Linked DNA regions of Homo sapiens: all the other regions are linked to region 1. Evidence: chromatin loops called from intact Hi-C (ENCODE). Cell type or tissue: B cell. All regions are shown on one strand.

Region 1 (8,000 bases):
TCCGCCCCCCGGGTTCAAGTGATTCTCCTGCCTCAGCCTCCCGAGTAGTTGGGATTACAAGCAGGCACCACCTTGCGTGGCTAATTTTTGTATTTTTAGTAGAGATGGGGTTTCACCATGTTGGCCAGGCTGGTCTCGAACTCCTGACCTCAGGTGATCTGCCCACCTCGGCCTCCCCAAGTGCTGGGATTATAGGCGTGAGCCACCACACCTGGCCTAGTCTTCACTTTTGAGAACACCGCCCTGCATGGTACACTGAACCTCAGAAGGGGCCACCGAAATAGGCTTTGGGTAAAAGTTTTGCTCTTCTCTTCTTTGTGCTACCATCCTTCTTATGCCAAACAGACTGAAATTGTCTCAATACCTTTAGTGTCTAGGTCAAGGAATACATGAAGTCGGTGGTGTGGTCAGCTGACATTATTCAGGATGTATGAGTGTCCAGGTTTGCTGAAGCCAGTCTTTGTTTCCCATGGGAGCAGCAGTGGTGGGCACATGTCCCCCCACCTGCCCTACACTGGAGGGTCTGGATGGATGGGTATATGGTGGGGGTGTCATTTCAGGTTCCCGTATCAGGGACCTGATGGCCATTCTGAAGACAGCCCGGGGCCTAAGAGGAAGTTTGTGGCTTCAGAAATGAGGGAACACGGTGTGTTCAGAACAGAACATGCAAGCACTCAGCAGAAAGAGAATAAACAGAGAATGGAATCCAGTGTGGAGGCTCAGTATTTCATTTTCTGTACACGCTAGCCATGTATGCTAATCTCAGCAACAATTCAGCCCATTTACTTGACAGGTGGGGAAATGTGCTATTAGCTACGGTTGGCTTGCAATATAATGGAAACTTGCAGAGAAAAGTCTTTGCTTTCCCAGTGTCTGGCATTGACATCATGAAGGCTAGGGGACAGCTGCCAGAAGGAGTGGCAGACAGGCGCCTAGAGCAGGCATGGGGCTGGGCACCGTGGACACGCACTTTACTCACTCTTCTTCACAGCCCTGAGTGACAGGTGTTATTATTTGCAGTAAATTAATGAAGATACTAAATCTTAACTAGTTTAAATGACTTCCTTCAAATCCTTAAATCCTCTCAGGTTGATAGAGGCCTCTTTAGTATGAGAACTGTTACAGGTGAATTGTGTCCCCCTCAAAATTTGTATGTTCAAATCCTAACCCCCAGTAGCTCAGAATGTAGCTGTATTTGGAGACAGGACCTCGAAAGAAGTAAGTTAAAATTAGGTCTTCAGGCCGGGCCCTAATACAGCATGTTTGTCTATTATCCTTTTAAGAGGAGGAAATCTGAACACAGAAGGTACAGAGGGGAGACCACCTAAGAACACAGGGAGAAGACAGCCATCTGTAAGCCAAGGAGAAAGCCCTCAGAAGGAACCAACACTGATAACACCTTGATCTCTGACTTCTAGCCTCCGTAACAGTGAGAAAACCCATTTCTGTTAGTTAAGCACCCCAGTCTGTGGTACTTTTTTATGGCAGCCCTAGCAAACTAATAAAACACAAAAGGCAGAAAGCGTCAAAGAAGAGCCTGATGATTTGATACAAGCAAGCTTAAAAACTTCTGAATTCCAAAAACCTTTATAAAAATTTAGAGACAGTGCTCGCTTCAGCAGCATATATACTAAAACTGGAACAATACAGAGAAGATTAGCATGACCCATGTGTAATTTTTATATATTAAAGTATTTAAAAAATTTAAACACGAATAACAATCTGAAAAAAAATTTGCAATAAATGTGATCCAACCTAGTATAAATATCCTTAATAAGGATCTCATAAATTTGTCAGCTGGGCGCAGTGGCTTGCGCCTGTAATCCTAGCACTTTGCAGGGACCAGGCAGGTAGATCACCAGGAGTTCTTGCCTTCTGCTGGGGATGAAGCTGAAGCTGAAGCTGTCTGCAGCCATGCTCCCTCCATGGGGAAAGGTCATCCACAATAGGAAAGAATGAGGCAAGGAGAAGCAAAGACAAGTCAAGAGGAAAACATTCAAAAGGGAACAAGGACAGAAGGCCTAGCTATGTTCAGTTTCTGTTGAGTTTCCTAACACTTTTCCTTCAGTTCTCTGTACTACCCTAACATCCTTCCTAGATAGACAAACTAATAAATTCCTCATTACGCTAAATCAGCTTGAGTTGTTTCTGTCCCTTACAATTGAAAAACTCCTAATATATCAACCTAACCATATCTGTTTACTGCCCTGAGTTCCAAACTTGTCATTAAATGACTGGAAGGCAAAACAGACTGAAGTTACACACTCTAACCTTGCAGTCAAGAGGAAATGGTCTTTTGCTCCCCAATTCTAGAGCTTCATATAGCTGCAAGTCCACATCTGTGACGTAGCGCTCAGCACCTAGGGCCTGCCTTTCCTCTGTGGGACTGCTATCAGAAGTCACGCATGGATTGCAAGAGTTAGTCTCACTCCAGCATTTCCCACACAGCACCGCTTCTCTGAGTTATTTATAAATGCAATGCAAAAATAAAGAGTCAGGATTCTTGGAAAAAACTGAATAGAATAATATCCACTAATAACTTACTAGTTCACTTACTATATACTTTTAGAGACAATTTTATGAATAAGGTACCATTACTAGCCTATTTTATAAACAAGGAAACCAAGATGTAAAGACATTAAATATCTTGCCCAAAGTCTCACATCCACATACGGAACCCAGCCAGAATGAAATCTACATGTCTGATTTGATAGCTCATGTTCGTAACCACTATGCCATTTTTTTGTTTAATAGAGATGAGGTCTCATTATGTTACCTGGTCTCGAACTCCTGAGCTCAAAGGATACTTCTTGCTGCAGCCTCCCAAAGTACTGGGATTGCAGGCATGAGCCACTGTGCTGGGCTCTACGCCGTTCTTTTCAAAGTTTCCTTTACTGCAGGACTTCTCAGGGACTTTAACGTAACACGTGTTCTGTGAAATGTCCATATGCAATCTATAATATTTCCCAAATGTATCTGTCCAGAAAACTTTTTTTTTAACGAAACATCTTGCGGCACACGTTTCTCATAGGACATACTTTGAGACTATTTGCCTCCTCGGTTTCTCAGAAAGAATCGCTAAATAGTCTTGGCCAGAAATGCAATGGAAAGTGGCAGAGAAAACTTTCCGTTAGTCCCATATTGAATTATCACCACCTGCATCTATGGGCTTGTCTCCAGGAAAGTAGCCCAATTCTTTTGAGTAACTCTTTCCAATTCAGAGAACAGTAAAACTTCTATTAACTGCAACTTCTACTGTGCAAAGCAACGGAAGATAAAACAGTAAAAGAAACAGAATACTTGTATTTGTGATCATTTGAACATCTCACTTCCTGCTTTAAATCTGTGGTGACTTGGGACCTCTAGGATATAAACTTTTCACAGCCTGCATCCAGGTACCACCGGTGCATCCTCCCCCACCCAACGAGTCCCTGCTCCCCAAACCCCAGGCACATCCAATGGCTCTGTAAGTCTGACATGGAAAACTGGTTCTACCTTAAGACTGCCAATGGTCCATTTGCGGCACCTGCTGGTGGCAATGCGTAAAGGAACCCCCCAGACTAAATCAGGATCATCCCCCAGCCAGCTATGGTCTGGGTAAAGAACTAGAGAACTTGAGACCAACGTTTGCTATCTCTTCCCTCTTCATAAATGGCTTGCCATTTCCTGAGCCTGCTAAGGTCCTTTTGTGTCCAGAATTGGTGCGTTCTCGGTCTCACTGCCTTTAAGAATGAAGCAGCGAACTGTCGCGGTGTTTCAGTTCTTAAAGATGGTGTGTCCAGAGTTTGTTCCTTCAGATGTTCAGATGCGTCCGGAGTTTCTTCTGGGGGGTTCGTGGTCTCCCTGACTTCAGGAGTGATACCGCAGACTTTCACCGTTAGTGTTACAGCTCTTAAAGGTGGCGCGTCCGGAGTTGTTTCTTCCTCCCGGTGGGTTCGTGGTCTCGCTGGCTTCAAGAGTGAATAGCGAAGCTGCAAACCTTCGCGGTGAGTGCTACAGCTCATAAAGGTAACACGGACCCAAATAATAAGCAGCAGCAAGATTTATTGCGAGCAGTGAAAAAAAAACAAAGATTCCACAGCGTGGAAGGGGACCCAGGTTGCTGCTACTGGCTCAGGTGACCTGCGTTTATTCCCTTATCTGGCCCCACCCACACATCCTGCTGATTGGTTCATTTTACAGAGAGCTGATTGGGCCGTTTTACAGAGCGTTCATTTGTCTGTTTTGACATTGTGCTGACTGGCGTGTTTACAAACCTTTAGCTAGACACAGAGTGCTGATTGGTGTATTTACAATCCTTTAGCGAGACACAAAAGTTCTCCAAGTCCCCACCCAACCCAGAAGCCCAGTCGGCTCCACCTCTCGCTTTCACCCTGTCTTTGTTCAGAATGTTCTCTCTACCTCCAATGTCCTTTCCTTCCCTTGGGTCTGCTTCAAAAATTCCCATCTAGATTTCAGTGCCAATCTCATGCACCAGTTTCTCTTAAAGATCTCCCTGACCTCACGGCCTCCCGTGCTAGAAGTAACTGCCCTGAATCTGTCTTCTTAGGCGCTTACAGTGACCTACCAGAGCACTTTTCCACACCTTATCCTATTTGTTTATATGAGTTCTCTGAGGGTAGGACTCATATCTTACTCATCTCTGTTGTTCCAGACCTGATCAGACAGCATGGTAAAGAGCAACTCAATATTTTCCAGACAAGTGAATGAATAAATGAACCACTCTTTCCTTAAAACCAAATTCAAAGATTAAAATTACAAATGTGAAGGATTACTCAAGCCAGTGATGCATTTTTAAAATCCAGAATTCCTTGCACAGAAAACCTTCCGGCATTTCTTCAAGCAGCAGCTATTCATTTGTTCCCACTGGACAGAAATAGAAAGGGAGCTGCTGAGAGGTGAGAGGAGGGCCTATTCCAGATTCCTTTTCCTCCTGGAAAAATTCTTTCAAAAACAAGATGAGACCTGAGCTGAGCCACTCACTCTCTTCCCTTCACTCCAAGCTCTCTTGCGCTTTGGGAATCAGCATTTCAACTGGAAAGTTCATCATTTTGCAAACTAATGCACACACTTCCTCCCTTGTTCTGGTTTTCTGGATATTTGCTTTTCAAATTCCTTTTCAGCTGTTGTAATGCCAGTGGCTGCTCCCTTCCTCCCAGCAAGCCTGTCACTCGGTGATGTGTGCAGACAGTCCCCAGTGGAGGAGGCAAGGCTCGAGCCCAGTTCCCTATCGCAGAAACCAGACTCGAAGCCACAGGAAGTGCTGGAGCATTTCCACCATCCTGTGAGCCAAACATTCAAAGTTTCCAAACCTGCTGATCAAAAAACAATATGTGAAACTTCTTTCTTGGGCCTCTCTCCAGCAACAGCAGAGCTCTAACTACCACCCCTAGAACATTTGATTGCATCAGATTACCAGCGAAGGCCCCTGCAGAACTCTGGGCTGTGCCTCCACTGGGTTTCACCTGACAACCCTCGTACACAGAATTAGTCATTCTGATGCATAATGCAATGCCGCATAGCCGCCTCTCACGGAATACCATTAGGCTCTTTCTCCCGGCCTGACGTCCTTATTCCCAGAGGAGCACAGACTTTTATGAGGGCTCTGGGGTCAGTTGTTGGCCTGGGTGTTAATCCTGGTTCACCCACATTGAAAACGCTGTGACTCTGGACAAATTACACAACATGTGACCCTCAGTATCCTCATCTGTGAAACTGGAATGACAGAGGTACCTTTCTCATGGGATTATTATGAAGATAAAATATCTATAAAGCAATTAGAGTAGTGCCTGACCTGGGATTATCATTTGCCAGACATGGGGTAGCTGGATAAATGAAACTGAGGAAACACATCTGTAGTCCAGTCTCATGAAACACACAGAAGCCACACTGCATGAGAATTCCTTTTGCTGTAAGCATCATAACCGAATTGGACAAAGAGCTATGGCACTAGAAAGGAAATAATAACTTTGCTTTAAGTTCAGGGAGTTTTTAGATTTGAAGTTTTGAGGGCATAGAAAAGATTCTAGGTGAACGATTGTGTTGACAGAAATCGGAGGGGGGAAAGTTAGGGTAAGATTCTGGAAGGATTGACCTACATTTGCAAAGGCAGGAAGTCACAGAGAATTGCCTGAGCAGATGCCCTGATGGAAAATAAGAGAACCATTTTCCCTCCTGACCACAGGTCTAGTCCTCCAGGAAAGTTCTCTGAGAACACAAAGGTGACCAGGACTCAACTTGTTCTAAATCCTTTCTCCGCAAGGAGAAATGGATGTCATCTTGAGTTATGAGGTGGCTGAGTGCTTTAAGAAGGCTCACAGGGGAGCTTCTGCACAGAGGGGGATCTGCCCCACTATTACTGCACATCTTCACCAACTGTATGTTCTTCCAGCCTTGCAGAGTGACATCTGTCCTTTTCTGTCTGATCCTCCCAGCAACTAGACAGAGGGTAGTGTTAGGGCTTAGAAAACAATCAATACCCCAAAGTATGGAGCTTTGGCATGCTGAGTACTCTGAACTAAAGAAGACTGGAAGGTCTCAGAACCAAGGTCTCTCTGACCTCTACTGCTCTCCTTTCTCCCATCTCTCTTTCCCCACTGAAGCAACTCATAAAAAACAAAATTCCATGGTGTCTATGTGCCACATTTTCTTTATCTAGTCTATCATTGATGGGCATTTGGGTTGGTACCAAGTCTTTGTTATTGTGAACAGTGCTACAATAAACATACACGTGCATGTGTCTTTATAGTAGATTGATTTATAGTCCTTTGGGTATATACTCAGTAATGGGATCGCTGGGTCAAATGATATTTCTGGCTCCAGATCCTTGACGAATCACCATACTGTCTTCCACAGTGGTTGAACTAATTTACACTCCCACCAACAGTGTAAAAGCATTCCTATTTCTCCAAAGAATGAGTTCATGTCCTTTACAGGGACATGGATGAAGCTGGAAACCATTATTCTCAGCAAACTAACACAGGAACAGAAAACCAAACACCCCATGTTCTCACTCATAAGTGGGAGTTGAACAATGAGAACACATGGACACAGGGAGGGGAACATCACACACCGGGGCCCGTGTGATAGGGGAGGGATGGAATTACGAGAAATACCTAATATAGATGACAGGTTGATGGGAGCAGCAAACCACCATGGCATGTGTATACCTGTGTAACAAACCTGCACATTCTGCACATGTATCCCAGAACTTAAAGTATAATTAAAAAAAAAAAAGAAAAGAAAAATGATCAATGGATAGGAAGACAAATTCACAAAATCCTTTAAGCATTTCTTAATAAAAGCATAATAAATAAATAAAAAAATCCTCTTCCACAAAGTGGGTCATAGAAACTAGAACCTATCTCCACCAAAGTAAACCATGAAACCTAGGAAGGTCACTCTCTTCCTTCTTCCTTCTCCCCAAAGACCCTCTTTCCAGAGGAGTCCTGCCCTATATCCAGGAGGAAGACATGCTACACAGACAGACCAATAAGAATCTGAACCAACAGCCCTTGCTGAGGTTCCTCCTCAGTCATACTGCCATTAGGTCACACCCTTTGTCCAATCATAGTTCTATATGGCTGTCCATTCTTTATCAAGCCTAAACATAAGAATAGTTATGGGGCTTTGGGTCTTTGTTTCTGGGGCTTTGGGTCTTCATTTCTGGGGCTTTTGGTCTTCGTTTCTAAAGGCTCCCATGTTATATAAAACTTATATTAAATAAATGTGTTATGCTTTTCGCTTGCTAACCTGTCTTTGGTTTCAGGAGTGTCAACAGTGGCCCATATGATGGTTGAACACAGGTATCACACCCTTCCCTGCTATAGTAGGCATAATCCACCTGGGGCCTAATGAGCTTTGCTGGCGAGACCTCAGCCCAGCTGCCCCCCAGAAGCTGTGGTTTTAGTGGAGACTAAGACATAATGATTACTCAGCTTCATTCCTAGGGTTGTCTTATCATGGCTCTAAACAGCAGAACCTCAGAATGTTTCTCAGGA
Region 2 (8,000 bases), 120 kb before region 1:
TCACCCAGACTGGAGTGTAGTGGTGCAATGTCGGCTCACTGCAACCTCTGCCTCCCAGGCTCAAGTGATTCTCCTACCTCAACCTCCCAAGTAGGCGGGATTACAGGCTCCCACCACTGCGCCCGGCTAATTTTTGTAGTTTTCATAGAGACGAGGTTTCACCATGTTGGTCAAGCTGGTCTTGAACTCCTGACCTCAAATAATCCACCTGCGCTGGCCTCCCAAAGTCCAATTTGCTGCAACTTTTCTTTAAGTCTACCATTAGTTTAAAATAAAAGGCTTAAAAACTTCAAGTGACTCTTAATGGATTTTGCTCTGATTTTCTGGCTTGCACAGATTCACTGAAATTCTCTTTCCAGTAACCGATACTTATAAAATAAAGTTATGAATTCCAAACATCTCTTTATTCCTAATACAGTAGTAGGGAGGAGAAATGCCAATGAATTTATAAACCATTTCGCAAATACAAAGAAAGGAAAAAATAAATCAATAAATGATAATTGTCCATGATTTAATCTACATTTAAGAGTGACAAGATCAAGACTGTTTATTTTTAGTCAGAAGAATGGAAACAGAGTTGCAAATTTGTTACACTTCAATTGCAAGGAATGGTAGGGCTCTTCTGCCCCATCTTCCTGCACCAGGTCCATCTTCATTTGCTTCCTCCCAAATGAAGAACTGGTAGAACTGGGTGATGTCTGAGATATTCCTTGCACCCTGATTACAAGTAAGCAGGCTCACTCTGCTTAAGACACATGGACTCAGGCATCCCTCCTTTTCATATAACCCTGCTTCAAACCTAGGTGTGCAGGTCATCAGTATACTTTGCCTCTTTCCTTTTCCCTGGACACCAGGTTGGGGATTAAAGGCTCAAGAAGGATGACAGTAGGAACTCTGTTTAGGTCTTGAAACCAACAGAGTCACACATGGGGAATTAACACACTTGTGCAGTTATTAACAGTGTGACACACTTATCTGGTCTGAGCTATGGGTGCGCACATGCAATCCCTTATAATCTCTTACAATCATTTTTATACAGAATTTGGGTTTCCTGACCCCCACATACATAATATTATAAAAAATCATACCCATCTTTTAATATAAAGAACTAAAGGAAAGACAATTATGAAACATCCTCAAAGCAGAGAAAAATAGCTATGACAGAAGACAGTAAGGAAAGCCTAAAGAGGCAGAGTCCACCTTACCTTCTTAATGAACGCCACCGAAAATGTATCCCAGGACACTATGCCATGGTCCATCAGCTCAACGAAGGCCGTCAGGGTGAAGGACAGCATGTCTCCAAAGCTGAAAAAGACAGAGAGGCACAAGAGTCAAGAGCCCCAAAGCTGAGCAAAGACACAGAAGCAAGAAAGTTCTGGGAAAGTGAATACAAGCAGAATTTTAAAAGATCAAGAGACAAATAGCAGGACCACAGGTGACTTCTTCACTAACATGAGTGACATGAAGGGGCAGGACGGCCTTGATGAGGTTGGGCAGGACGGCCTTGATGAGGTCAACCAGGGCTTCAGCATCCAACAGACCCGGGCTCACACCAACTCTCGTTCTGGTGAGCTGTGTTGTTCTGGGCAATTCACTGACCCTGCCTGAGCCTCTATTTTTTCAGCTGAAAAACTAGATGGTGATATCTATCTAGCCACAGAGCTACTTACTTAATAAAGTATGTAGCATATAGACACTCAGTAAATGGTGGCTTAAAGAAAAGCTTCTTGGCTAATGAAATTTGGAGCTGCTTAGGCAGGGCAATGTGCTTCCTTTATTACCCATACACATCCAAAGAGAAAATTAAAAATACTTCTATTAAGAGAATTAGTACTTTTTTTAAGTGGTCTATACATCCCTCTGTGTGGACACACAGATACAAACATGTATGCAAGTAAACATACTCATTTTGATTTTGGCCAGCATTTCGTCTTTAGTTAGTAACTTTTCTGGCATATCGATGGAGATAATCACTCCACATAATGGGTTTGCTGACCAAAAGACTTGCTGAGATTCAGTAGGCTATAAGGTGGGTCTAATATGTGGTTTGAAAATCCAAACAGAGATTAGGCTTGGGCAAATGCAGTTCCACCTAGGACCCTTATTAGACAATATCCTGGTGTCTACAGCTTTCAAAACAACACTTTAGCAGAGACTTAGATACACAGAATCTTTCATAGATATTCACCTTTATTGTAAATTATCATCATTATAAGTATTAACACCTTTATGATAAATACTCTTTCTTTGAGTACATTGAATTATGCCAGTCAGGATCTGTACACTGTATTATGTAACAGCACTGATTCCTAGGTTCAATTTTTAAAAAAATAAAGTTGGTTATATAGATTTTTCATTTGTAGGCTCATGCATACCATTATTGATATCCTACAAAGTCTCCTAACATATTTAGATTGAACCTTCCAACTAGTTTTATTTCCAACTAGTAGAATAGAAAACAGGTAACATTTCTTTTAAAACAGCTTCTCAATTTCCCTTCTTCCTACTGTTCTACTCAGCCCAGCCTCAAAAATGACCTTTGAAATTCTGCATCACCACAGAAGATGTAATGCTAAATGGAACCTATAGAAGGGGAAGTGGTTCTCAGGGAAAGACAATGATCCAAAGCTGCCGGAGACCAGGGGCAACAGAGGGGATGCAACCAGCTAAACGAAAACGGCTAAGTAGGTAGTTTGTGGAGTCAGACAGCAGGGGTTCTCCCTTCAGCCCTAAGTGGGCAAGTTATGCACCATCCTATGCTTCTCTTTCCTCATTTATTAAAAATGGGGATGATGATGATGATGATGATGGTAGTGGTAGTCACAACTAGCTCAGAGATTTTTGGAGAAATGAAAACAAGCAAACATGCTTAAAGCCCTCCAAATGCTGTGCAGTGAATTGTAAGTAGCGTGTGAGTGTTACTACATTCTCACTATGCAAAAGTGAGATTTTTAAAACGTGAATGAAGGACAAGATTTTCAAATGTTTCACCTTGTGTTAAGGATTCTCTGTTCTTAGAACTAGAAAATGAAAACAAAAACAGCAATGCAAGGAAAGCCAAACCATTCAGACCAGATAGAAAAGCAGCTAATATCTCTGGCTTTTCAGAGCTGCAAAGGGCAACCTCGATCTTACAGGTGCCCCCTAGGTGGCATCAAAGGATCATGCCTCAAAAAGAAATTCCAAACCAGACAACACAAACTTATTTGAAGAAAAGAACAGAACATTAGAAAGACAGGTGGAATAATGGGTTGAAGAGAGTATTGAGTAAGGTTAAAGAAAAATTCCAGAATGACTCTTTCTACAGACAATGGATCACAAGAAAATCCAAATATCAGATTGCAAAATAAAAAAAAGAAGAAGAAAAGAAAGTAAAAAGACTGCCTCAGGAAAATAAGAGCCAGGAAATAAAAGCAATTAGTAAGATTTATTAATAGACTGGGTAGGCATTAGTATTACTGTGAAAACATCATTACATAATAACATACAGCATGAGCAGTAAGCAAAATTAGCTCATTTATTTTATTTACTTAAAAAGAGGAAAAACAAGAACCAAATGATAACTAATAGTGGATATTTGGTCATACCCAGCATATTAAAAGACCTCAAATGTCAAAAAAATTCCCATATACACGCCATGGGAGGACAGCATTCACAGCATCTGTACAAGGCAAAAAACCTGCCTCAGTAACATCAACAGCAGCACAGGCAATGGAACAGGCAGTGGCAGAGAAACACACACACTACTGAATCAAACTATTAGCCTAGTGCCGTGGTTCATGCCTGCAATCCCAGCACTCTGGGAGGCTGAGGCAGGCGCATCACCTGAGGTCAGGAGTTCGAGAGCAGCCTGGCCAACGTGGTGAAACCCCGTCTCTCCTAAAAATACAAAAATTAGCCAGTCATGGTGGCGGGCGCCTGTAGTTCCAGCTACTCTACTCAGAAGGCTGAACCCAGGAGGTGGAGGCTGCAGTGAGCCAAGATCGTGCCATTGCACTCCAGCCTGGGCGACAGAGTGACTCTGTCTCGAAGAAAGATAAAACAAATAAACCAATAAACAACAAAAAATACTCTTCTCTGCATTCCCATTAGCTAGACAGCACTCAGATAAGATCAGGAAACCAGATGACATTAGTCTTCAGTAGCTCCTTTAAAAGCAAAAGATAAAGTATATTTATGTTCTCTAATATATGAAAGCAATATGACTCTGCTCCCTAGCTACCTGCTCAATAGAGCCCTAATCCAAATGATCTTAGTAACATCTGGTACAGTCAATCGTCCCAAAACTACACTCCAGAGCTCTGTCTACAGACTCCTCAGACAGAACAGGCTGCAAGGACTTTGGGAAAAAAAAGCTGGAGAGAAGGAGAAAAAGTATCATTTGGTTTCCAAATCCCCATGCTTGTTTGGGAGTCAAGATTTCAATCTCTATGGCTGTTAAGGAGGTGCAGCACCATTTCTGAGACTGCAAATAGAGCTATATGTGCTTCTCAAGTATCCATTAGTGGGAATGATTGGTAAGTGAGAGTAAAGCTTTTTCACAGCATACACCAGTCAAGGTACTCAGAGGAAGGATAGCTCTCTTGATCTATCTAATGACATGACAGATAGGCAGAGACAGATAGGAATATATAATAGGACCTATTTTATATATTACTAGCATATAATATTTATGTAAAATACACATAGGTATATAATATATACATATTACATAATATTCTGTATTACACACATATTCTGTATATAACATATTCATTAGGACCGGTTGCTGGGTGACATAGTAAGTTCCCATATGGAAGAACTTTTTCCAAATTCAACTTCAAACTCTCAGTTGCAAAGAAAGGATGGCCATGCTAAAATTTTATTACATTCCAAATCAAGGGATTCAATCACCTCTTTCAAGTGAGATGGCTATAAAAGCTCTTACTGAACCTTGACATAGGTGTTTATTTCCACTCCTAGAGGAGTAATTCAGGCTCCAAACCGGGAAAGCAGAAGGCAAGTTCTACCTCTGAAATCAATGCTGGGTATAGAGAGTCAAGGCTAAAAGAATTACAAATATAAAGCAACCACATGGCACATCCAGGAACATTTTTATTTGTTTGGATTATTTGTATTTTGTAAACTGTTAGGCTAAAGATTGTGCAGTACTGACAGCCACAAATTAAGCCAACTGCAAACTTTACATGCTGGTGGAAAGCCACTGTCACAGCCAACACACCATGTGTGCTGGAATGATTCAAATAAATGTTTCTCATCAACTTAGTAGACACCATCTTCATTCCAACAAAATTCAGCCAATCTCAAAACAAGCATGTAAATTTATGCTACTAATTTTATAAAAGAATAGTGCTTCCAAATGTTTCCATGGAGTGGCAAGCCCGTTAATACAGAATTTTATTTATTTATTTATTTTTTTAGACAGAGTCTCACTCTTTTGCCCAGGCTGGAGTGCAGTAGCGCGATCTCAGCTCATTGCAACCTCCACCTCCCAGGTTGAAGCGATTCTCCTGCCTCAGCCTCCCAAGTAGCTGGGATTACAGGTGCACACCACCATGCCCAGCTAATTTTTGTATTTTTAGTAGAGAAGGGGTTTCGCCATGTTAGCCAGGCTGGCCTCAAACTCCTGACCTCAGGTGATCCGCCCGCCTCAGCCTCCCAAAGTGCTGGGATTACAGGCGTGAACCACCATGCCCGGCCCCAATACAGAATTTGAAAAAAGATGAAAATAAAGGCCACTTTTAAAGCTATGATAAATTGTACTCAATAGATCCTTAATTGTCAAGGTTAATGGCCACAGTTCTGCCCTGCCCTTTGAGTTTTTCCATCTGTTTTCCTCCTTGAGGAAGTAAAATGTATATACATTGAAAGGTATGGATTTATAAGTCATCCTATAGACACACCCCTTACCTTCAAAAAGCATGACTTATGTCAGCAAACATTCTTCTAGCTCCTTTGTTAAAAATTTCAGTGCAGGTTGATTCTGGACTCTATTCTACTACATTGATCTGTTTATCTACCCCCTTATACCAATATCAGACCATCTTGATAGCTAACCTTATAGGAAGTATTGAAATCAGTCAACGAAACTCTTCAACTTTATTGTTGATCATTTTGGCTATTCTAGGTCCCACACATTACCAGTGGTTTTAGGATTGATTTGTAATTCTTTTAAAAAATAACTGATATTGCACTGAACCTATAGTATAAAGATGATATGCTTTGGCTCTGTGTCCCTGCCAAAGGATGTCAGAAGAGAACTGCTATCTAATTAAAATTGTGTCCTCCACCACATGAAATGGTCTATCCCTCCACTTGTTTAGGTCTTTATTTCCCCTCATTTATTTATTTTTAGCAAATAAATAGATATTGCATGTCTATCGATGAATTTATCCCTAAAAATAAAGATTTATTTCTACAAATTATGATTTTGATACTTTATAAGTGGAAATTTTAAAATGTCATTTTCCAATGGTTGCTGTTAAAATATAAAAATTCATTTTTATTTTATTGACATTGTATCCTGAAACCTTGCTAAATTCAATTATATCTAGCAGTTTCTTTGTAGATTCCTAAGAATTTTCTAAATAGATAATCATGTTTTCTATGAATAGAGGTAGTTTTACATCTTCCTTTCTTATATTATGCTTTTAGTTTCTTTATTGACTTACTGCAATAGCTAAGAAATCCTATACAATGTTGAACAGAACTGCAGAAAGCAAACATATTTGCCTTATTCTCAGTCTGTAGGGTAGAAAACATTCAGTCTTTCAACATTAAGTATGATGGAGTTTTTGTAGATTACTTTATCAAGATGAGGAAGTTCCCTCTATTCCTAGCTTGCTGAGAATTTTTATTATTAATATACATTAGATTTTATGAAATGCTTTCTCTCCATTAAGATGATTTTTCTCTTTAGGTTTTCTCCTTTATTTCATAAAACACTGAGCTGCTTGATTGATTTTCAAATGTTAAACTATTTCTGAGATAAGCTCTTATTGATCACAAGGTATTATCCCTTTAACATATTGCTTGATTGTATTTATTAACATGCCTCTGTGGATTTTTGCATCTGGTCTATAATTTTTATTTCCTGTATTGTCTTTGCCAGGTTTTGGTATCAGAGTGATACTGGTATCATAAAATAATGAGAACTGGTCCCTCTCCTCTATTTTCCAAAAGCATGTGTTTAGATTTGGTATTTCTTCTATAATATATAATATAGAATTCACCAGTGTAACCTGTTATTGTTGTATGAAGGTTTTCGAGAAATGATTTCAATTTTTTTTTTTCTGAGATGGAGTCTCGCTCTGTCGCCCAGGCTGGAATGCAGTGGCACGACGTCGGCTCACTGAAACCTCCACCTCCTGGGTTCAAGCAATTCTCTGCCTCAGTCTCTCAAGTAGCTGGGATTACGGGTGCCTGTCACCATGCATGGATAATTTTTTTGTATTTTTAGTAGAGACAGGGTTTCACCATCTTGGCCAGGCTGGTCTTGAATTCCTGACCTCGTGATCCACCTGCCTTGGCCTCCCAAAGTGCTGGGATTACAGGCGTGAGCCACCGCGCCCAGCCAATTTCAATTTTTTTAATAACTATGGGCGTCCAAATTTTCTATTTCATCATGAGTCAGTTTTGATGTGTCAGTTTTAGTCCTCTGTGAAGCAGATGCTGAGACTAAGTTATGAGAACAGAGATTGAGTACGAGTTTGGGCAATGCCTGTGGAAGATAAAGCAGGCAGAAAGCAGGATTGAGTATGGAAAGCCTTGGGACCATGAAACAGATCTGATGCCTGCGAAGGGAAGGGGAAGAAGCAAATGCAGATCTGAAAATGTCTCAGCCAACTCAGTGGAACGCTGCAGAATAAACAGTGCCTCTTAGAGGAATCCCATAATGGGTAGAAATGACCAGGCTCTGGTATCCCCACCATGTTCAATAACTAAATGCTGCCTTTGGAGAGTACTGAAAGCTGCTATGAATCTGGAACATGTGATAACTG
Region 3 (8,000 bases), 370 kb before region 1:
ATCTTGCTTATTTTTTTATGTCAGATAAGACATCTAGATAAGATGAATAGCTTTTATTCTTCCTTCTAGCAGCCTAACCCCTTCTTTCTCTTTTTTATTGTTACATCTTCATTGTGAATCCATTTATAAAACAGATAGAAGGGGAGATGCAGTGGCTGAACCAGGAGTGGAGGATTCACACACCCATCCAGCTCCACATTGCCCTAGCAGCCATCAATCCTCCCTCAAACTCTGACGAACACAGTTTCTATTTCTGAGCTGGGCCCGCCTCCCCTGCTCACAAGGTCTTGAGAAAGCATGGTAGTCCTGGTGATTCCTACAGCCATTGCAGTTCATGGGAACCCCCAAACTGGCTGCCTGGTTGTTCCTAGTTGTTCATCACCCTCGCCATTGCTTTGGCCACTGCAAATCATTCCTGGCAAATGTAAGCAAAGGGCAGCCATGGGACACTGGTGACCTGTCACCTCTCCCAGATGGCCCAGAAGGAACTGGTCTCCTAGGTAAATTGACCCAAATCATACCAGGCAAATAAATGCTACAGGAATGAGATGGTGCATCACACAGTAACATAAAGGGGCAACCAATGGGGCATTTTGTGATGGGCTTTTTACTTAGCTCAAACTTCCCAAATGGCGTTATTAATAATTCACCCAACCACCCCAAAATGCCTTTTCAATTTGACTTTAATTATTGTGGTGATTGTTTAATTCAACTACCTGTGGTCTGACTCCACTTGACAGACTGACAGGCTGATGAAACCATCTTCCCCTATATACTCACTCTCCTTCCACATATGAATGCAGCAACAAGTACATCGACATGCATGAAACACCAAACACTTGTCAGTTCCTAGCTGGATAAACACCGGCAAGGTCCTTAATATTTTGGCGACTAAATTTCCTCATCTAAAACAGGCAAAAAAACTTAGTCCCATTAGGGCTGCTGGAAGATTCAATGAATTATTATATCTACATATAAAATGTATTGAGCAGTGCCTGGCACACAGTAAATGCTCAGGACAGATTGAGATGGGGCTGCAGCATTTAGCGGACCCATCTGAAAAGAAGGAGACAATGAACTTCAGGGTATGATACGTTCTTGGCTATTCCCCCAGGACAGGGATCTTGCTTTACCCTAAAATGCCTGATTATCAAAGTGTTATGTGTTTGTGCATGAATGCGTTTTTAGGTGGGGGGAGCAGAGAGGAGGTTCATAGCTTTCACATTCTTAAAGAGTTCCATGATCCAATAATAGCTTAAGAACTACTGTTTTAGATTTTTTTTTTTTTTTTGTAAACATTTTTTACTGCTTCCATAAAAAGCTGGTTTCTTCTCTCATTCTTACCAACAGGTGCCAGCACTTCGCTCATGTAAAGTGACACTAGTGGGGGAGAGAAGAGGCCAAGGCGAAATGGACATTGACTCTAACGAGCTGACTGTCACTTAATGCACATCCTCTAGAAACCAGACTTCCTCAAAATCGAGCATCGAGGTGTACTGAGGAGTGTGGTGCAGCAGGCAGAGTTAACATGCACACAAGCTCTTCCAGTCAGGCAGAATTCTCAATGTATCCAGCCATCTGGAGCCTCATGGGATCAGAGAGCAGCCTACATCTCCAGAAAGGCATTCAGCTAACAAACAGGTCACTGACCTTGTCAAGTGACCAGGTGTCCCTGATGCATTGTCACCCGCAGTTAGGAAATTCTCCCTCTCCTGCAACGTCAGCCCTACTTCTTTAATAGACAGAGTAGAAGGTCTCTCCCAGACACCCAGTCGCCCTCACCCTGCCTTGAGTCTTCTATAGGCGAAAGCTTTCTAGCTCTTCTGTTTCTGTAACCATTCATCACAGGTCCCATTTAGGATAAAGTAAATTCTATTCTAGAGCCACGTGAAGACCCACAGCATTCTCCTGTGCAAAAGGACATTTTTTAAAAAGGACAACCAATAAGATTTCTCTTGTTTGACTATTTCATGTGCATTTCTTCATAAACCAGATGCTTCATTCTCTTTTCCTCTCTCCATTATTTGAAGTCAAGTGGACTGTAAATAGAAGACATCAAGTGTGCTATGACACTTTCAGGCACATAAGACAGGAAATCACATTTTAAAAAAAGTAACATGATGAATCCTCAAAATCAGGAGACAATCAGGGGAAAAGATCTTAGGCAGAGATAGAAGCCCCAACTTCAGCCCCCACTCTCTGCAACCCAAGCCAATGGCATTACCTTTCCTCTCCCCGTTCAGAATGATTATAACTCGTCTGGAATCCTGCTCGGTGCTTGGGTTGCATCTTGCCACATACATTTTTAAGTTTGCAGCTAGAAGGGTCCCTACAGGCAAAGAGTTTCTCGTTCCCCACGCTGCCCCTCCATTGCCTGTTTATAGTACTGCTTTCTTGTTCTTCCTGTTTCTACCCAACGAAATTGAAAATTTCATCACCAGTGTCAGAAAATTAAACCCCAGGGAGCAGAGCAATAGCTCAGAGCATCCCTTTCCTGGCAGAGAGCCAATCCTTGAATATAACTTTGCAAACCCTCTCTGGTTTTTCAGGGGTTTGAAAGGATGCAAAATAGAGTCATTTTGAAGCATGCTTTTTGACTGCTAAAATCTTTCCAATTGCACTTCACTTTATCTTTGCAATTAATTAAAAAACATATTTCAATTTGGAGACAGGTTTCATAAAAGGAAAGGACATGACCTAGCTCAGTTACACATTTTCCAAGCAGAGAACAGTGGCACACGGAGAAGAGATGCTTCATTCCGTGGCTGGGGGTCTGAAGAAGTGTTTGACAGACCATTGTAATAACATCTCTCTTCACAATGCAAACACCAGCAACACAATCAAGCGGCTCCGGGCTCCGTGCCTGCACCTTTTTCTCTCTTCCTAGCAATACACAGGGTTGACTCTTATTATTAATGTAGCTTTAAAAGCATTTTCTCTTGAAATGCATCAACACCCAGGGAAATAAAGCAGAACTCTGCTCCTTACACTAATCCTAACAAGACAACCAATGTCCAAGTATAATGTACAGTCAGCTACAAATCGGATCAGACCCAAGCAAAGCATGCAGTCTTTTGAATTCAGAGTCTCCTACATCATGGGAACCCTTGAATGCCCGCTCCTCCATGTGCTTGTTCCAATTCAGTTTTCTCGGCAGACAATAGGACAAAGCTACATTTAGCTCAGGCTGATAATACCGGTGGACACATGTGTGAGACGGAGGTTTACTCACCAAGCTCCCGTAAGTCCATCTTTCCCAACCACAAATACTGATTCTAAGCTGCTGCCACCACAAAGCGACTTAGAGTCGTCCCCCTGAAGAACAATGTGCTGGAATACCACCAGATGGTTCCTGAGTAAGCTTGTTCATGAAACAGGTTTCCAGTTGAGCCATGTGAACAGAGACCCGCCGCACACCTTTAAATGGTATACACTCCAAGTCCAGAAGAATAAGCATGTAGCTTTGCTTATGTTTATGGAGCTGGAGCCCAGGGATGCTCCGATTGGCAGGAGTCGGGGAAAGATCAGCCAATCAAAGGGCGCCTCCATTTCAGGGAAACTCCTGCTCATTTATTTAGCATCTTCAGAGATCATCGGCTTTTCCAGGAAGAGCTTTTCTCTTAGAGTATCACAAGAGAAAAATAATAACTTCGTTTCTATTTTAGTGTCCTATGCTCTTTTGTCAATAAACCCATAGCTCCCCGTCTTGGTACTTCTCAATATATCCCCCACTTTTTCTTATAAAGAACTAAAAAACAAATAAGGACAAGAAGAAAAAGAAAAAGCTGGTGATGGGCTGGAGATAGTTCATATTCATCAGCCTCCACCTTGTTGGGAGAAGTGGGGGAGTGCCTGGGCTCAATAATTACCGATTCTGTTGCCATAGAAACAGACTGGCTGCAGCGAGTTGGATTCGTGCAGAACATCTGCTGCCAGACCCATAATCAACTGCAATCTCATCTCTTCCCCTCTCTCTACTTTTATTTGATTGTGAGTTTGCTTTCTCCTACCTTCTCTTCACACACAGTTTTTGTCCAGAAATGTCATAGAACCACCTCGCGATACCTTGCCATGTACACACAAGGCATGCACACCAGGGGTGCTCACATACTCAGGAATGCAAGCATTCCAGAGCATCCCAGCAGGGGTCCCACTGGGAGGATTTATACTCTAATTCCTACCCAGGATGTAAACAAACATAAACAGCCTCTACCCCTAATTAAAATTACTGCAACTTTTAACCTAGAGAATTAGAGGGGTATCTTTAAAAATATTTGTTGCCTAACAGCCCTGAGAGCTCCGCAAATAAAAGTTAAAGTTTGCAATGGTATTCCTCAGAGGGCACTGCGGTGGTTCCTAGCCAACCTTTGGAATGAAGCGATTACACTGGCGGCTTGTGGAAGATTTTGTAAGTACGGAGTGTTCAGGCCCAGCTCTTTTCTGCATTAGCACCTCATCAAGGCGCCCTGAACACTAGGGATCTCCCTGGATTTCCTCAGCCCATTTTCATCCCCTCAGACTCCTCCCCTGCTTGCTCCAAATTCCCCGGGTTGCATGACTAGAATTAATGTCACCAACTCTGAATGTGCTGCCATCTCTCTCCTTAGCAGCAGGGGTCGCCACTGAGCAGTGAATGGCTGCACATCCTGGTCAGACTCGAGGGGGCTCATAAGGTGGCAATCTCACTCAGGGGTCTGCGGAAGCCCTCAGTTCCACAGAGATTGATGGAAAATGGTAAGTGTCACAGAAGGCACCGATTTGGGCTTATGTTAGAGAGAAAAGAATTACTCTCTGCCCTATCGTCATCTGCCTTGGCATCATAACAACCTCAAGGAGAACCTTCTCTTCCTTAAAGGTCTCTGCAAGCCTGGGACCCTCAGCCCGTAATGACCCAGATGAGGCTTCTGAGGAGACTGGGACCTGCTCTTTGTGTGTTTCTGATTCTTGAAGCCAAGCTGAACTATCCATCTACAACACATCCACTGTCTAAACAGCAACAGTCGCCCTCAGCCTCCTTTCTTCCTAAATGAAGCTCAGTATAAACCCCATATCCATCCAACTCCAAATGCTCAGCTATAGCCCACTGGTGTTTTGTTTTGTTTTGACAGTCTTGCTGGAGTGCAATGGTGTGATCTCGGCTCACTGCAACCTCTTCCTCCCAGGTTCAAGCGATTCTCCTGCCTCAGCCTCCTGAGTAGCTGAGATTACAGGCATGTGCCATCATGCCTGGCTAATTTTTGTATATTTATTAAAGATGGGGTTTCACCATGTTGGACAGGCTGGTCTCAAACTCCTGACCTCAGGTGATCCATCCACCTTGGCCTCCCAAAGTGCTGGGATTACAGGCGGGAGCCACGACGCCTGGCCGCCCATTGGTCTTGATGTTGGATTTGTACCTTCAAGAATATGAATCCTGGCTTTCCATTTTGTCTCTTTATGCCACTAAGTGTAGGAAGAAAGTCTCACCCAGGTACAGCACCCAAAGCCAACACTGTCAATCTTTCTCAGCTCTGCCCAGACAACATTCACCCTCAGGGTGGTGGATGGCTCAGGTTTTCTCTACCATCTTTCTGGAACATCTCCTCTTAACTGTCCTGCCTAGTCTCCTCTGCCATGGGGACACCCACCCTTTGCCTTCCCATCCTCTTGAAGGCTGTCCAAATCCTCAGTTTATGCCAAAACCATCATTCCATCCAAGTCTTCCTCAATCAAAATTTAATAATTTTCTCAACAAATATTTAGCAAGTATCTATGCCAGGCACTTGTGCTAGTGATACAACAAACTGACAAGGTTTCTGCCTTACAACCTGCAGACTCTAATAGAGGAGGCAAAAATATTAAGCATAACTGTGATATGGAGTATAAAAACAGAGCTATGAACTCTGTGTTCTCTTAGCACAAATAATCACTTAGTGAGATCAGGAAAAGCATTTCAGAGAAAGTGACATCAAGCCATGATCTAAAGGAAGAGTAAAAGTTAATAAATTGAGAGTGAGGGGAAGAGTGACCCAAACAAAACACATGTGTGCTAGGAGGCAACATGGCATCTTTGAAAATCTGAAAGAAGCCAAATGTGAATGGATCACAGTGAGAATGACTGGGAGGATGGTGTAAGACCAGACCAGCAGATGCTTAGAGACCAAGTTAAGGAGTCTGGTTCTTATCCTACAAGCAATGACAATGCATTGCAGTGCTCCAGTTAAATGACTCCTTGCCCATCCTAACACACCAACATAACCCAAGATATATATTCCTCAGCTGATATGAATGACAGATTAACAGAATACAAACCTGATTGAAACAATCTATTTCAAGACATCTGTGATTTGTTGGGTTGATCTAGCTAACATTTATTGAGCAATTAATAATCCAGGAATTAATCCAGCAATTAAGAATTAATTCAGCAATTAATAATTCAGGAATTAACCTAGCAGTTCATAATCCAGTGCATTCTAAGCACTTTGTCTAGATTAACCAATTTAATTCTCCCAAAAGCTCTGTGAGATGTTATTACACTATTTACACAAATGAGGAAATTGAGGCATAAGGAGGTTAAGCAACTTGACTGAAATAACAACAACAACAAAAAAGTAGCAGAGCCAGGATTTGAATCAAGGGATTCAAGCTCTAGATTCTTTAAGTGTGATCCACAAGGATCACCTACATTAGAAATTCTCATTAAATGCAGATTCCTGGGGTCCAAGTGCATCTCTCCCCAATCAGAATTTCAGGGGGCAGAATCACGAATATTTTCCCAAGCACTCCAGGAATTCTTACGCACACCACAGTTTAGGAACCACTGCTAAGAGATGTTTTTGTAAAGGAGGAGAAGACTACCTCAAAATTAATCTCCCACATATAAAATGGAAAAAGGCAGTTTTTGGAGAATGGGACAGAGGGTCTCACTATTTCAAGCCATTACAAAAGACCATCTATATGAGAGTAAGATCATCTTTCTTTTGAATGACTGCAAATCCTGGTTGTATCATATAATCCAAAGTTAAAGTGGAGGGTGGGTAGACAGCACAGTCTGGTGCTTGGTAGTTATCCTACTAGGGAGGTTTATGAAGAGAGAGCATGCAAGTTCACAAAGAACACATTCACTAGGGTAATACAGATGTTATTAGAACCATCAGCAATAAGGTAGGAAGACTATGTATTATTATTGTTGACACTATGTGAAACGTCATAAGTTTTTTAAGGTAATTTTTATCCTGAAAAACTCATTTTTAAGACAAAATTGCAAGGTAAACAGATAATTTTATATTAGCCTTCAATCCTTCTCCCCTTCATCTATTTGAAAGCTAGCAAATAAGCTCTTTCGTCCACCTAGCTAGTCATGGTTTTAGTTCTAGAAAATAAGTGACTTGATCGATATTTTCAGAGGGTCCACTTCAAGAAAAAAATAGCTATAGCATCTTCGAGGAAACTTCCAAAGAATTTTTGCATGGGATCTTGTCCAGCGGTTTTGTTATGGAGATCCCAGACTGGGTGCTCTATTTAGTTAACCTGGACTTTCTGGCGATTTTTTCGCCTTCTAGACTGTGATGAAAAAAGTACATAAAGCTTACAGAGCTGCTGGTGAGCCTCAAAAAGAGGGAAACCTAGATTTTGTTAGCATCATATTTGGATGACTGCTTGTCAAGTTCCCAAGAACTGGCATGAAGTTGTTCTGCATACACCTAATGGACTTGTACTCCACAGGCTCCACATGGATGATAGGTAGCCTATCATCCAGCTTCTGAACACATTCAGATTTACTATGTGCTGTCCACAAAAGGAGAAGGGAATCACAGTATCAAATACTCAGAAAATTCAGGGGGTGGGGTGGGAATCACTGCTGGGCATCTGAATAAAGGTCATAAGAAATCCCTTTCTATTTCGCTCACACGTTCAACCTGTACTCTTTGTTCTGCTTGGAGCAGGCACTGTCAGTACCATTTATCCCATATTGTCTTGGGGCAGATTCAATCTCATGAAATTTTATTCCTTTCCATAAG

What was found. A loop is a pair of places that touch in the nucleus more often than their neighbours do. Peaks named below come from ENCODE experiments on the same cell type or tissue, not always from the same donor. Only the 100,000 strongest peaks of a DNase experiment are listed, where the experiment ranks them.
Region 2: it touches region 1 in a loop (16-fold over the local background); 19 of 110 quality-filtered maps call a loop at or near these places.
Region 3: it touches region 1 in a loop (6-fold over the local background); 2 of 110 quality-filtered maps call a loop at or near these places.

What each region holds. Positions count from the first base shown.
Region 1 is chr7:37,349,537-37,357,536 of GRCh38, forward strand. The region is part of intron 1 of ELMO1 (engulfment and cell motility 1); the gene reads right to left. It also overlaps the pseudogene RNU6-565P. Among named protein-coding and RNA genes, the nearest start is that of ELMO1, 95 kb to the right of the region's middle. RefSeq lists enhancers at 3,611-4,112, 3,643-3,702, 3,753-3,802, 4,839-6,038, 5,302-5,451. In B cell, CTCF peaks have their summits at 3,511 (motif pointing left) and 3,711; DNase peaks (open chromatin) are centred at 565, 3,545 and 4,165; H3K4me3 peaks cover 1,306 bases; H3K27ac peaks cover 1,813 bases.
Region 2 is chr7:37,231,890-37,239,889 of GRCh38, forward strand. It overlaps ELMO1 (engulfment and cell motility 1), which reads right to left. Exons shown (of 22, transcript NM_014800.11): 8 at 1,206-1,305. Among named protein-coding and RNA genes, the nearest start is that of ELMO1, 210 kb to the right of the region's middle. In B cell, CTCF peaks have their summits at 3,135 (motif pointing right) and 3,335; a DNase peak (open chromatin) is centred at 3,142.
Region 3 is chr7:36,982,691-36,990,690 of GRCh38, forward strand. All of the region lies in intron 16 of ELMO1 (engulfment and cell motility 1), which reads right to left. Among named protein-coding and RNA genes, the nearest start is that of ELMO1-AS1, 11 kb to the right of the region's middle. RefSeq lists a silencer at 3,954-4,248. In B cell, CTCF peaks have their summits at 4,629 (motif pointing right) and 4,828; a DNase peak (open chromatin) is centred at 4,621.